2 separate regions of the Homo sapiens genome follow, and region 2 is linked to region 1. The links are chromatin contacts, found by Hi-C or POLR2A ChIA-PET in ENCODE. All regions are on one chromosome and are shown on one strand. The core of a region is the stretch at or near the end of the contact, and the rest is flanking DNA. Distances in the headings are between cores, read along the strand shown. Region 1 has its middle 61 kb from the start of BCL2L14. Region 2 overlaps DUSP16 (dual specificity phosphatase 16).

What was found. A loop is a pair of places that touch in the nucleus more often than their neighbours do. ChIA-PET counts read pairs that join two places held with the same protein, here RNA polymerase II (POLR2A). Pooled maps may share reads with other maps.
Region 2: a pooled map of posterior vena cava shows a loop between it and region 1 (25-fold over the local background). The contact joins two enhancer-like sites. A Hi-C loop is called at or near these places in 1 of 168 maps with a recorded cell type or tissue (naive thymus-derived CD4-positive, alpha-beta T cell) and 11 of 50 pooled maps. POLR2A ChIA-PET finds 5 or more read pairs at or near these places in 4 of 52 experiments (A673, CD4-positive, alpha-beta memory T cell, Caco-2 and 1 more).

What each region holds. Positions count from the first base shown.
Region 1 is chr12:12,006,877-12,013,923 of GRCh38, reverse strand. No RefSeq gene overlaps it. Among named protein-coding and RNA genes, the nearest start is that of BCL2L14, 61 kb to the left of the region's middle. RefSeq lists enhancers at 2,297-2,446, 3,607-3,656, 2,810-3,690, 3,677-3,796, 3,691-4,571 and 3 more. Within about 2 kb of position 3,208, at least 21 of the 41 ENCODE cell types and tissues checked have a DNase peak (open chromatin) inside an H3K27ac peak, as active enhancers do.
Region 2 is chr12:12,470,779-12,477,825 of GRCh38, reverse strand. DUSP16 (dual specificity phosphatase 16) reads left to right here. Exons shown (of 7, transcript NM_030640.3): 7 at 1-4,544. The coding sequence ends at 993. It overlaps BORCS5 (BLOC-1 related complex subunit 5), which reads right to left. Exons shown (of 4, transcript NM_058169.6): 4 at 6,593-7,047. Among named protein-coding and RNA genes, the nearest start is that of DUSP16, 89 kb to the left of the region's middle. Within about 2 kb of position 2,730, at least 7 of the 41 ENCODE cell types and tissues checked have a DNase peak (open chromatin) inside an H3K27ac peak, as active enhancers do.

The DNA of each region.
Region 1 (7,047 bases), core at 1,959-4,458:
GATTGACTCAGGTCTGTGTTTTCAAACAGTGTTCACTCAGAAGAGCCCCAGGAGTTTGGGAGGGTGCCTCAGGGGTCTTCATAAGATAGCAGGGAGGGGCGAATTGGTTGGAGGCTGACTTGTTAGACCCCTTTCCCTTACTCCTAACCAGAGCAGCACCTTTAAAAAATTTCTTTTACCGGCTGGCCACGGTGGCTCATGCCTGTAATCCCAGCACTTTGGGAGGCCGAAGCAGGCGGATCACAAGGTCAGGAGCTCGAGACCAGCCAGCTGGAGACCAGCCCGGCCAACATGGTGAAACCCCGTCTCTACTAAAAATACAAAAATTGGCCAGGCATGGTGGCATGCACCTGTAATCCCAGCTACTGGGGAGACTGAGACATGAGAATCGCTTGAACCTGGGAGGCAGAAGTTGCAGTGAGCTGAGATCATGCCACTGCACTCCAGCCTGGGCGACAGAACAAGACTTCATCCCCAAAAAAAAAAAAATTCTTTTACCTACAGGGCCTCTGCATGAAATTCCACTTGATGAATGTTATTGTTTGAAAAGAGCTTGAGACTCTCTGTATTGGATAGTCCTCTACGTTCTCTTCTAGCTCAAAGACTAGGAATTGCTAGGAGTTTTTCACCCGAACTGCTGCTGAACCACATCTTCCTCATTGTGCTAGTGATGGTGCTACTACGAGTGTAGCCTTTACACTAATTGGGTGTGTATTTTTACCTTCTTAGTTTTGGTCTATCCATCTCATAAGCCAAGACAATTTTGGAACATGAATTCTAGCATTCTACATATTAGTGATACTTCCCAGCTTTGGTTTTATCTGTAAATCTGTTTTGGGTACCTTTTTAATCTTTATCCAGGAAGTTTGTAAAAACATTAGGATAGGGCCCAGGGCTGAGACCTTTGGTTCTCTAATAGGGATCATCTTCCAGGTTGATCCAACCATAATCAATAGCCTTTGAAATGTATATGTTCAAATGGCTACAGACCCATTGAAGTATAATAGCATCCACCCAATATTTCCCCCTTTCATCTCCAGACCATCTTCTTTTCTACATGTATTTAATGGCCACTATCTGTCAAGGTCTGGGATTGACCTGGGAAAACAGGGTAAATAAGACACTGGGGTTCGCAGCTGGTAGACAAGATGGAAACAGAAAGTAGTCGTCATAGCAATGTAATGAGGGCTAAGTGGCAATTTGCACCAGGAAGCAAGGGAGGCCATGCCCAGCTTTGCTGGCAGTGTCCAGGAGGTTTTCTCAGTCAGTAAGATGTTACAGATGGTGTCATTCAAAAAGGCATCCATGAGAAATGTCCAATGCCATATGAAATCCGGGTGCGACCTCTCTGGCATCCTTCTGATCTAGGTATTCAATAAACACTTCTCGAATATAATTTGAAAAAGTAGGGAGCATCTAACATGCCAGGGAGCAGATGAAATTGAGGTTGGAGAGGATGGAGGCCAGTCTTTGAGGGCAGAGACAGCGGAAGGATAGTCATAGAAGTGGAAGTGGAGAGGAGAGATCCTAGGTGGCAGGAAATCAGGTCTAGGTATAATAATAAAATGAAGTGGGAGCGAGGCAGAGTAAAGAGCAATGCATCTCTCGAATCTTTGTGTCCTGGGCACCAGGGGGGCTGATGGTGTTGGTACTCAAGGGCGCGAGGAAGGAAAAAGAAGTTTCAGTTTCAGAGGCCTACAAGAGATTTAGTGGAATGTACGTTTTCCCATGCTCTTTTCCCTTCTGATTCTGACTTTGATTTCAGATCTCCTCTAGTAACTATTGAATTGAGAGAGGATGACTTCTAGGTATGCGCCAGGTGCAGTGGGAGATCTGTGATGCGCTCCGTCCTATCTCCCCAGGGAACTCTTATACCATGCAATGCCGTCTGCAGTTCTCAGTACCCTGGCTAGATCTGTTCTCAAGTTTGGCCAGTTTCTTTTTTTTTTTAATTTTATTAAAAAAATTATCTTATGTTTATTAAATTTTTTAAAAATTATTTTCTGGTTTTTAAATCATATTTATTATTTTTTATTTCTTGGCCACCGTTCTGACATAGAACGTGCAAGTGCCTATGCAAACCATTGTATCTGTTGCGGGGGTGACCAATTCATTTCGGTTTGCCTGGGACTTTCCCAGTTTTAGAAACAAAAGTCCTCCCTCCCCCGCCCCGGCCGCCCCATGAATCCCTTCGGTCCCAGGTAAAGCAGGACTGTCAGTGATCCCAGAGGTAGGTGAGGAGCTAGGGGCACTTGGTGTGCACAGCACATCCCAACTGGCACTGGGAAGGAAATGGAATTGCTAGAACAAAGTGCAGCTCCTAAGTCTTATATGTCCAGACTGAGGGGAGTGCCTGGGAGGCCGCAGGGAGGAGCCCAGGGCAGCTGTATGTGGGGAGTTGACCTCAGGTCAGAAGCGCATGGCTGGGCTTGGAGTACAGCTGTGGGCAGGCTGCAGTCGGTCCAGTCACCTCTCCTTGGGGGCTAAGCCAGGCCTTCCCTTTTCTGAGCTCTTGATTAATTTAATGGAGCAACTGAAAGAAGAAGAGGACACAACAAAGGATTGAGCTGGGCTCTCCACCTCTCAGGAGTTTCCTGGGAGCATGTTTTCCCCCAGGAAGCCTTCTTGTCACTGGAGGACATTGATTGTTGCAGGAAGCTGAGGGAATCGAATAGTCAGGGCAACTGTCCTCTGCAAAAACCCTGGGTCAATAAAACCAAAATGACTGCAAGATATCCTGAGAGAGGTGGGCAAAGAAGGCACGTGGATGATTTTTCCTCCTGCTTTTCCCAGCGTTTCTACACACACACACACACACACACACACACACACACACACACACACACGCGCACTTGGGGACAGGTATAGGATGGTTACATTTTGTCTCTCTTCACTTCCTATATGAAGCATAAGAAAGCATTTGGTAAATCTAGTCCTAAGTGTGTTGCCCAAGTCAAATCCAGCGACCCCCTCGCAGCCCCCTCCCCAGAGGTTACATAGTTCCCACAGGGTGCAAGAAAGGGTTATTGAAAACAGCAGGTTTATTTATTTTTTTTCCATAACTTCAGCACTTCTGGTAAATCTCTGATCCAGCATCTAGTGGTTAACCACTGATACAGGAAATGACATTTAACGTTTTTATCACTCAGCCAGAAATGGAAGAACAAGGCGAGTGTGTGTTTAGGGAAGATGGATGGCTGCCCACCACCTTCGTCTTAAAGGCACCCGGCTCTTTTTCTGATTGCAGGGGCTGATAGGCAGCTCACTTCCCCTCTGCCTGCTCGCTCCACTGACGACAATGAGTGGGAATGTCAGGAGAGCAGGAACCCAGGCGTTGTCAGCTATTGATGGGGGTGAAATGGGCAGCATTTGGTTCCCCTTTTTCAGGAGCCGTTGCATGGGGGGACAGGCAGGCCGGAAATGAGTTCGGATGCTCGTGTTCAGGCACATGGAACCACAGCATCAGCCTAGGGTGTCTGAACCCGGGAGGCCACGTGGCCGGGATGAGACTGTGAACAGAGCCCCACTGCCCATTGCTAAGCTGAGGACACTCAGCAGAGACCTCATTAACCCTCCAAGACAACCAGCCAAGCAAGAGTGTTGAGCACCGCAAACCACAGCGAGAGAAATTACAGCTGCTTTCACTTGCAGTTTTCCTTAGTCACCCGGTTGTTCCCCATTTCTTGCCTTTTGGGGATGAGGGGCTTTCAGTGCAGTTACTAAGTGGATTTCTTGTAACAACGGCAACAGTTATAGATAGTCACTCACTTTGTTAAGTGGTAAGTAGTTTAGATTCATGATGTTAACCTGCTCTAGGTCTAGAGCTGGTAAGTGGTATGGCCAGCCAGGATTTGAACCGAGGTCCATCTATGGCCAAAGCCAACCCTGCCCTCCAGACATCTGATAGCAAGTGCCGCCCTAGGCCCCACTGCCCTGCCCAGCCTTTTGCTGATTAAACAATCTCTTGGCTGGGTGCGGTAGCTCACACCTGTAATCCCAGCACTCTGAAAGGCCAAGGCGGGCAGATCACTTGAGGTCAGGAGTTCAAGACTAGCCTGGCCAACATGGTGAAATCCTGTCTCTACTAAAAATACAAAAAATTAGCCAGGCATGGTGGTGTGTGCCTGTAATCCTAGCTATTTGGGAGGCTGAGGTGGGAGGAGTCCTTGAACCTGGGAGGCAGAGGTTGTAGTGAGCTGAGATGACACCACTGCACTCCAGCCTGGGTGACAGAGCAAGACTCTGTCTCAAAAAACAAACAAAACAAAACAAAACCCTTGAGGTGGGTCTGGGCATCAGAGTTTTATGTTTCTTCAAATAGTTCTAGTGGGCAGCCAGCAATGAGCACCGCTGAGCCATGCTGTGATTTCTTGAGCTCAGAGAGCCAGCCGGGTTGGCCTTTGTTGCCAGTGCCCAGGGAACAACCCTTAATGTTTGTTACACAAATGAGTCTCTGATCGCTCTACTTTGGTCTGCAGGGCAAAACCTCTACAGAGAGGGAATAGAGGAAGAGATGAGTCACACCCATTGAGAGCCTGAGGGTTCTCAGCAGATTCTAGCTGTGAGTGCCCCTGGTGAAGTGGGGTAGGTAAGATCAGGCCAGGCATTGTTGGCAGAGACATTCTCATATCCGAGAATGAGAGCCCCACATTCTCGGATAACATTTCCCTTCTCTTAGTAGGAAGTAACGTGATCCCATTTTTATGAAAAGGATCACTCAGGTGCGAAATTGTCCTCCTCCTCCCACTCTCTGCATCCTGCCTGCAGATTCTTCACCCTGCAGATGTGCCTCTGTCAGCACTAGGAGGCAGGGTGGTTCGGGGCGAGCCCTGCCTGCTCTAGGAGGCAGGAGAGTTAGGGTGGGCGCAGAGGCCACCCAGGACGAGGCCAATTGCTCCTGGGGAGTCACGTATTGATTTCTGCTCTGCCTTGCTCTAGAGATTTGAGGCGAGGGCCACTCACAGTCTCTTGGAGCCTCAGTTTATTCATTCATGTACTTGTTCTGAAGAGGTGATAAAATTTAAAGTGTTTTGAAAAGAAAATTTATCCTTGCCTCCATGAAGAGGAGTAGATTGCTGTTTGACTTCCAAGCCTTTCCAACAGCGCAGAGTTGCATGTGGGTGGGGCTGGGCCCACAGCTCAGCTTTGGGGTTTTGTACCAGAGGGAGCTGGAGTCAGGGGGGAGGTGTGGGTCCTCCCTAGTGCAAGTTTCTTCTTCAAGACCCATCTCTTCCTCTCCATGCCCTCTCTGTAGAGTTTTTGCCCTGCAGACCAAAGTGGAATGATCAGAGACTCATTTGTGTAACAGACACTGAGGATTGTTCCCTGTGCACTGGCAACAAAGACCGTCTGGCTCAGTGGCGCCCACCGCTGGCTGCCCACTAGAATTATTTGGGGGAAACTTAAAAAACTCTGATGCCCAGATCCACCTCAAGAGATTTTTGTTTAATAGGCATTAGCATTTTTTTTAAAAAACAATGACTCTAATTTATTTTACAGGGAGTAGAGAACCACAGATCTAGATGGAGAGACAGATAAGTGGGAAAAAAAAAACCCACTATGATGCAGAGGATGATATGCTCTGGTTTTGGCAAATGCAAGTGGCTACGGCAGCACAAAGTTAGGGCCGCTCACCCAGCCCCGAAAGAGCTGTGAAGTAGGAAACATCACAGCCGAAGTCTCAAGAACAGGAATTAACCCAGGGAATCTGGCCTGATGGGGCCAAGGGTAAGGGGCGTGAGGTTAAGATGATTTCCAGAGAAAGCAAGATGAATTTTCTGAGTCCAGGAGTGAAAGGGAGACAGGCACTTGTATGGGACTGGAAGTAGTTTGGTATGGCGGGACAAAGCTGGCAGGGAAGCCTGGTGAGAGCCGGAGAGGAGACCAGAGGCCAGCTCATGCGGATATCGAAGCAACGTTAGGAAGTTCGGGCCTTATTCTAATGGTGGAAGGGAGCTGATGAAGAGGTATAAGCAGAGGAAGGACTGCCATCAGTTTTTCAGTGACAGGAAGGAAGACAGACGGGAGGAAGTTAGAACACGCTTCAGTGGTGGGTTCCAGAACTATGTTAGTGGTTATGGGGATAGCAAGAGGTGAGTGGATTTGGGAGATATAAGGACCTAGAGCCTATTAGACTTGGGGAGTAAAGTGGGAGAAAAGTCAAGGAGAATTTCCAGGTTTTTGTCCTGGGCAGCAGGATGGAGGATGATGCTCCTTCTCTGAGGCTCTGCATGTGTGTGAGGAGGATTGGCTCATGCTGCTCACAGAGCCCCAGAAGCTGGACAGGACTTGGTGGGGGGCTCTGCCAGCAGCTTGGGGTCCCCGGAACCTGTGCAAGTCTCCTGTGGGTGGCCCAGCCCTCCCAGAGCAACATGAGGGGACACGGGCTTTGGTGAGGTGATGAGGGCATTTCTGTATTCTTGGCTACTTTGCTAGTCTATTTGGATTTCCTGGGCATCCTTCCCACTCAAGATGCTCCTTTCCCCAATGAGACCAACCAGCCCCAGACACTGATGGAATCTCAAACAAACAGTAATGACCGATTTCCATTTTCTGTGACCTGTTACCTACTCCCCATTTTACTGCTCTTAGTCAAACCTTACGGCCCACGCCCACCCATAGAAGTCCTTTAATGACACAGACACCTAAAAATATCTTTTATTTTCCTGTTGACAAGTTCAGGTCTCTATAGACTCCTATGTCATCCCTGCCTCAGGGACTTACTGCCTCTAAACATTCTCACGAATTTCCTACCCCACACATTATGTGTCTCCCTCCCCACAATCTGTGATACCAACCTCAAAGACCACCACTGAGGGCTGGGCATGGTGACTCACGCCTGTAGTCCCAGCATTTTGGGAGGCTGAGGAGGGTGAATCACTTGAGGTCAGGAGTTTGAGAACAGCCTGGCCAACATAGTGAAACCCCGTCTCTACTAAAAATACAAAAATTAGCCGGGCCTGGGCAGGGCGCGGTGGCTCACGCCTGTAATCCCAGCACTTTGGGAGGCCGAGGTGGGCGGATCACGAGATCAGGAGATCGAGACCA
Region 2 (7,047 bases), core at 1,481-3,980, 460 kb before region 1:
CCCCTCAGTCCACCCTGTGCCGACTCTGCTACCTCAGAGGCAGCAGGACAAAGGCCCGTGCATCCCGCCAGCGTGCCCAGCGTGCCCAGCGTGCAGCCGTCGCTGTTAGAGGACAGCCCGCTGGTACAGGCGCTCAGTGGGCTGCACCTGTCCGCAGACAGGCTGGAAGACAGCAATAAGCTCAAGCGTTCCTTCTCTCTGGATATCAAATCAGTTTCATATTCAGCCAGCATGGCAGCATCCTTACATGGCTTCTCCTCATCAGAAGATGCTTTGGAATACTACAAACCTTCCACTACTCTGGATGGGACCAACAAGCTATGCCAGTTCTCCCCTGTTCAGGAACTATCGGAGCAGACTCCCGAAACCAGTCCTGATAAGGAGGAAGCCAGCATCCCCAAGAAGCTGCAGACCGCCAGGCCTTCAGACAGCCAGAGCAAGCGATTGCATTCGGTCAGAACCAGCAGCAGTGGCACCGCCCAGAGGTCCCTTTTATCTCCACTGCATCGAAGTGGGAGCGTGGAGGACAATTACCACACCAGCTTCCTTTTCGGCCTTTCCACCAGCCAGCAGCACCTCACGAAGTCTGCTGGCCTGGGCCTTAAGGGCTGGCACTCGGATATCTTGGCCCCCCAGACCTCTACCCCTTCCCTGACCAGCAGCTGGTATTTTGCCACAGAGTCCTCACACTTCTACTCTGCCTCAGCCATCTACGGAGGCAGTGCCAGTTACTCTGCCTACAGCTGCAGCCAGCTGCCCACTTGCGGAGACCAAGTCTATTCTGTGCGCAGGCGGCAGAAGCCAAGTGACAGAGCTGACTCGCGGCGGAGCTGGCATGAAGAGAGCCCCTTTGAAAAGCAGTTTAAACGCAGAAGCTGCCAAATGGAATTTGGAGAGAGCATCATGTCAGAGAACAGGTCACGGGAAGAGCTGGGGAAAGTGGGCAGTCAGTCTAGCTTTTCGGGCAGCATGGAAATCATTGAGGTCTCCTGAGAAGAAAGACACTTGTGACTTCTATAGACAATTTTTTTTTCTTGTTCACAAAAAAATTCCCTGTAAATCTGAAATATATATATGTACATACATATATATTTTTGGAAAATGGAGCTATGGTGTAAAAGCAACAGGTGGATCAACCCAGTTGTTACTCTCTTAACATCTGCATTTGAGAGATCAGCTAATACTTCTCTCAACAAAAATGGAAGGGCAGATGCTAGAATCCCCCCTAGACGGAGGAAAACCATTTTATTCAGTGAATTACACATCCTCTTGTTCTTAAAAAAGCAAGTGTCTTTGGTGTTGGAGGACAAAATCCCCTACCATTTTCACGTTGTGCTACTAAGAGATCTCAAATATTAGTCTTTGTCCGGACCCTTCCATAGTACACCTTAGCGCTGAGACTGAGCCAGCTTGGGGGTCAGGTAGGTAGACCCTGTTAGGGACAGAGCCTAGTGGTAAATCCAAGAGAAATGATCCTATCCAAAGCTGATTCACAAACCCACGCTCACCTGACAGCCGAGGGACACGAGCATCACTCTGCTGGACGGACCATTAGGGGCCTTGCCAAGGTCTACCTTAGAGCAAACCCAGTACCTCAGACAGGAAAGTCGGGGCTTTGACCACTACCATATCTGGTAGCCCATTTTCTAGGCATTGTGAATAGGTAGGTAGCTAGTCACACTTTTCAGACCAATTCAAACTGTCTATGCACAAAATTCCCGTGGGCCTAGATGGAGATAATTTTTTTTTCTTCTCAGCTTTATGAAGAGAAGGGAAACTGTCTAGGATTCAGCTGAACCACCAGGAACCTGGCAACATCACGATTTAAGCTAAGGTTGGGAGGCTAACGAGTCTACCTCCCTCTTTGTAAATCAAAGAATTGTTTAAAATGGGATTGTCAATCCTTTAAATAAAGATGAACTTGGTTTCAAGCCAAATGTGAATTTATTTGGGTTGGTAGCAGAGCAGCAGCACCTTCAAATTCTCAGCCAAAGCAGATGTTTTTGCCCTTTCTGCTTCACTGCATGGATACAGTTGGTAAAATGTAATAATATGGCAGAATTTTATAGGAAACTTCCTAGGGAGGTAAATTATGGGAAGATTAAGAAAGGTACAAATTGCTGAGGAGAAGCAGGAAACCTGTTTCCTTAGTGGCTTTTATCCCCTCGGCATGCGATGGGGCTGATGTTTCTATGATTGCCTCAGACTTTCACATTTACTAGTAGGGCTGAGAGAGGCTTTAGTGAGGAAGGAATATTCAGAATAAAACGGTTGAGAAAGCTGAGAAGACCATTGAGTTTTGATCAGTTGTGAATAGAGTGCAAAGCCATGGCCAAGCTGTTTTTGGAAACGCTGGCCGGCGTGTCTTCAGTGGAAAAAGCAAATCAAAATGGAGCGAGAGCAAAGGGGCGTCCTCAGTCCTCAACCTACAATCACTGTATGGAATCGGTCCTGGCAGCTGAACATAGGAGGTCACTGGAACAAGTGATAGTGCAGATTGGCTTTCAAACATCCTCCTGGCTTGAGTTTTATCAGCTACAATGTGGGTCCTCTTTTGAAGCCTTAATTCACAACAGCAGCTTTTTGGGGGTGGGGCTGGGCGGGTGTTGTCATTGTTCTTTCCCTTCCTGTAAGTGTCGCTAGTTGCTGCCTCGTATCTCAGGTTTTTCTCTGTTTTTGAGAAATGGACAGTTTTTTGACCAGGATGTGACTTCATGTTTCCTATGGTGACTTCTAAAACCAGCACAGAATGATATGACTCAACACAGACCGACTTGGTTATGGGGATGATGAGCCGCACAGACCTCACTAGTTGTGCACAAATAATGTGCTATGATGGGGTGTAAAGTGAAGGCAGAAGAGGGTCAGCCGCATTGTTATGATACTGGGAAAGTGCTGGTCAACGATTTGAGTTAGTTTTTAGATATACATTGAAATCTTTAATCAGACATTCTCAAGTTTCACACAGTAGTTTTTGATGTTATGTACACACACACCAAATGTGTAACAGTTCACCACTTCCAGAGTGTGGTCATGCCCAAAACATGTTTAAGAAAGGAAAGCAGTAGCTCCTTGCTAACGATGTTTCAGGAGGTTTGGGGGACTTGGTTTTAATGAGCTTCTGTCATTTAGGGCTTCTCTTGGCCATGGTCCCCCTTCCTTCTGGAACTGTGATGTAGTCACATCCTACAGCCTTTAGTGCTGGTTCACTAGTGTCAGATAATCAGTTCTTGGAATCGAGACTGCCGTGGCGAAGGGGTGGCCTCGGAGGCAGGCTCTGGAGCTGCTTGGATGTCTTTAGGTGGGGTGGTGGCTGGCTCTCTTCAGCATGTAATTGGGGAAACCCTCGCGTCTACTAGGGGTGATACAGATGGTGATTTTAAAGAGCAAAACTAGACTTCTATGTGAGAAGTGCTGGAAAATGATTTAGGACATGTGTAAAGTTAGATGGAAAGACTGTAAATGTTTAATATGAATATAGTGTTCTTTTGAAGTAAGGCCAGCTGTTGAACGGTTAAACTGTGCATTTCTCATTTTGATGTGTCATGTATGTTAATGTATGAAATGATTAAATAAAATCAAAACTGGTACCTGTTTATACATAAATACGAGAAAAGACCTATCTTTGCAGCCATAAACTCGGTGGGAACACCACCACTCAAGTTGCCAAAGGAGGCAGTGGTGAAACCTGTCCTGTTCTCACTTAAATGAGGATTTAGCTCAAAATAAAGTGGTGGTGTCATCAGGTTTATTCCGTGTTCTGTCATTCACATGGAACACCGGATGATTAGCTAACAGTTTAGTGCCAGCCTTCATTCTTTACTGTGTACGTTAAATGCACACTACAGTGAAAAAGCCTAAGACACTTGGTAAATATTTTCTAGCTGACTGATTCCAGAACACACAAGTACATGGTAGGAAAAAAAAGGCCAGCTACACACACATGGCCCATTTCGATATAACATGTAAATGATGTTACGATTCCTACAGGAAAAACAGGAAGGGCAATTGTTGAAGAGCTGTCCTTTGTCCTTGCCACATACATCTCAACAACCTCTCTGCTCATGACACTAGATTTGATGACTTATGAGACTAGAAACTTAGTCTCATCAGTTTCATAAAAATTAGGCATTGAAGGAATAAAGCTTCAGTGCAAACAGATGGAATATTGACTACAGAAAGAATCACAGGTGACCTTGAAGTTGGTTGAGTTGAAGTTACATTTAAGAAAATTTATAAGAAAGATTGGGCCGGGTGAGCTAGACTAGAAGAGCTATCTTGGCCAGGACCCTGCAGAAAAAGAGGTGGAAGTGAGATAGAGGAATAAAGGGAATTAGAATAAATCAGCCTCCAGAGATAGAGGGTAACAGGAGGAACAGTTGTTTCAGTGAGAGGCTTCCAATGAGAAGATGCAGATCTTGGGAGAGCCTGAAGTTCAGGCCAGTTGCTGACAGTGCTCGGAGCCCCTTCATGACCAGCCTCAGCAGGCTATTGTTGGAGGACTGGTTTGGATGTGACAACTACAATTAGACCAGGAATTAAACTAAGAGGGGAGGCTGGGGGCGGTGGCTCACGCTTGTAATCCCAGCACTTTGGGAGGCCAAGGCAGGTGGATTACCTGAGGTCAGGAGTTTGAGACCAACCGGGCCTACCTGGTGAAATCCCTTCTCTACTAAAAATACAAAAATTAGCCAGGTGTGGGTGCCTGTCATCCCAGCTACTTGGGAGGCTGAGGCACGAGAATTGCTTGAACCTAGGAGGTGGAGGTTACAGTGAGCCAAGATTTCGCCATTGCACTCCAGCCTGGGCAACAAGAGCGAAACTCCATTTTAAACAAAAAATAAACTAAGGGGAAATTAGTGAGAGGTGACAGCGCACTGGCAGCCCTCACACCCCTCACTCACTCTCAGCACCTCCTCTGCCTGGGCTTCCACTTTGGCGGCACTTGAGGAGCCCTTCAGCCCGCCGCTGCACTGTGGGAGCCCCTTTCTCGGCTGGCCAAGGCGGAGCCGGCTCCCTCAGCTTGCCGGGAGGTGTGGAGGGAGAGGTGTGGAGGGAGAGGCATGGGCGGGAACCGGGGCTGCGCACGGTGCTTGCAGGCCAGTGCGAGTTCCAGGTGGGCGTGGGCTCAGCGGACCCTGCGCTCGGAGCAGCCAGCTGGCCCCACCGCCCGAGCAGTGAGGGGCTTTTAGCACCCGGGCCAGCAGCTGCTGTGCTCAATTTCTCACAGGGCCTTAGCTGCCTTCCCACAGGGCAGGGCTCAGGACCTGCAGCCCGCCATGCCTGAGCCTCCCCGAACTCCGTGGGCTCCTGTGCGGCCTGAGCCTCCCCGAGCGCCGCCCCCTGCTCCACAGCGCCCAGTCCCATCAACCAGCCAAGGGCTGAGGAGTGTGGGCACAGGGCGTGGGACTGGCAGGTAGCTCCACCTGCAGCTCTGGTGCAGGATCCACTGGGTGAAGCCAGCTGGGCTCCTGAGTCTGGTGGGGACTTGGAGAACCTTTATGTCTAGCTCAGGGATTGTAAATACACCAATCGGCACTCTGTATCTAGCTCAAGGTTTGTAAACACACCAATCAGCACCCTGTGTCTAGCTCAAGGTTCGTGAATGCACCAATCAACCCTCTGTATCTAGCTACTCTGGTGGGGCCTTGGAGAACATTTGTGTCTAGCTCAGGGATTGTAAACACACAAATCAGTGCCCTGTCAAAACAGACCACTCGGCTCTACCAATCAGCAGGATGTGGGTGGGGCCAGATAAGAGAATAAAAGCAGGCTGCCCGAGCCAGCGGTGGCAACCCGCTCGGGTCCCCTTCCACACTGTGGAAGCTTTGTTCTTTCGCTCTTTGCAATAAATCTTGCTACTGCTCACTCTTTGGGTCCACACTGCTTTTATGAGCTGTAACACTCACCGCAAAGGTCTGCAGCTTTACTCCTGAAGCCAGCGAGACCACGAGCCCACTGGGAGGAATGAACAACTCTGGACGCGCTGCCTTAAGAGCTGTAACACTCACCGCGAAGGTCTGCAGCTTCACTCCTGAGCCAGCGACACCACGAACCCACCAGAAGGAAGAAACTCCAAACACATCCGAACATCAGAAGGAACAAACTCCGGACACGCTGCCTTTAAGAACTGTAACACTCACTGTGAGGGTCCGCGACTTCATTCTTGAAGTCAGTGAAACCAAGAATCCACCAATTCCGGACATATTAGGAAGGTGTAGATTGAGATGTGAAGAAAAATAAGACAAAATTGGAGCCGAGTGTCCAAAGAGATTATGTGAAGGGTAGAGGGTGCATATGGGACTAGTTGATGGAAACTTTTTAGTCTCAACACGTTCACTGTTACTTTATCTTAAATACTCCTTTGGTTTTGTTTTTCTGAGAAGCAGGAATGTTTTAGATCTAGTAAACAAAATTTGTCTACGTAATTTTTCTGTGAATATTAGTCTTCTGCATCTAGAAATGGAAGCAGGAAGTAAACTATTTCTAGCTTCTGTGGGACCCATTCATCCTTGAACGGCCTAATTATACTTGGTTATATCTTTAAAGTTGCAGAATCAACTGGAAAATCACAGCATTGTCCTGGAAGATATTTACAAGTCAGTCATATTGTTGTACTTTATTTGCAGAGACAGCAATATGCACTTATGTAAAAACAGTTTCATTCTTTTGGTTCCAGCTCAAACACTAGAATCCGTTTGAAAATGCTGTCCCACAGGAAATGCAGGATGTGGCCGGTAGAAGCAATGTGACAGGCAAATAGGGTAACCTGAAGAGCATTCAGTAATGGTCTGTGTTCTCTGTCAGAATTATGACAATTCCAAAGACCAGAATGAAAGTACTTGGTGCAGAAAAGCTTTTCGCATAACTCATGCCTCAAGGAATGAGCCTTGATTGGTGAAGAAAATTGAGTCAACGGTAAATTCCATCAGATCTTACACTGACATTGATAACCCTGGAAAAATCCCGGAGGCATGGACACGCACACACCAGCATAACGCTGGTCATCCTGGCAGGCAACTAGATCTAGTTGCCAACTTTTTTATC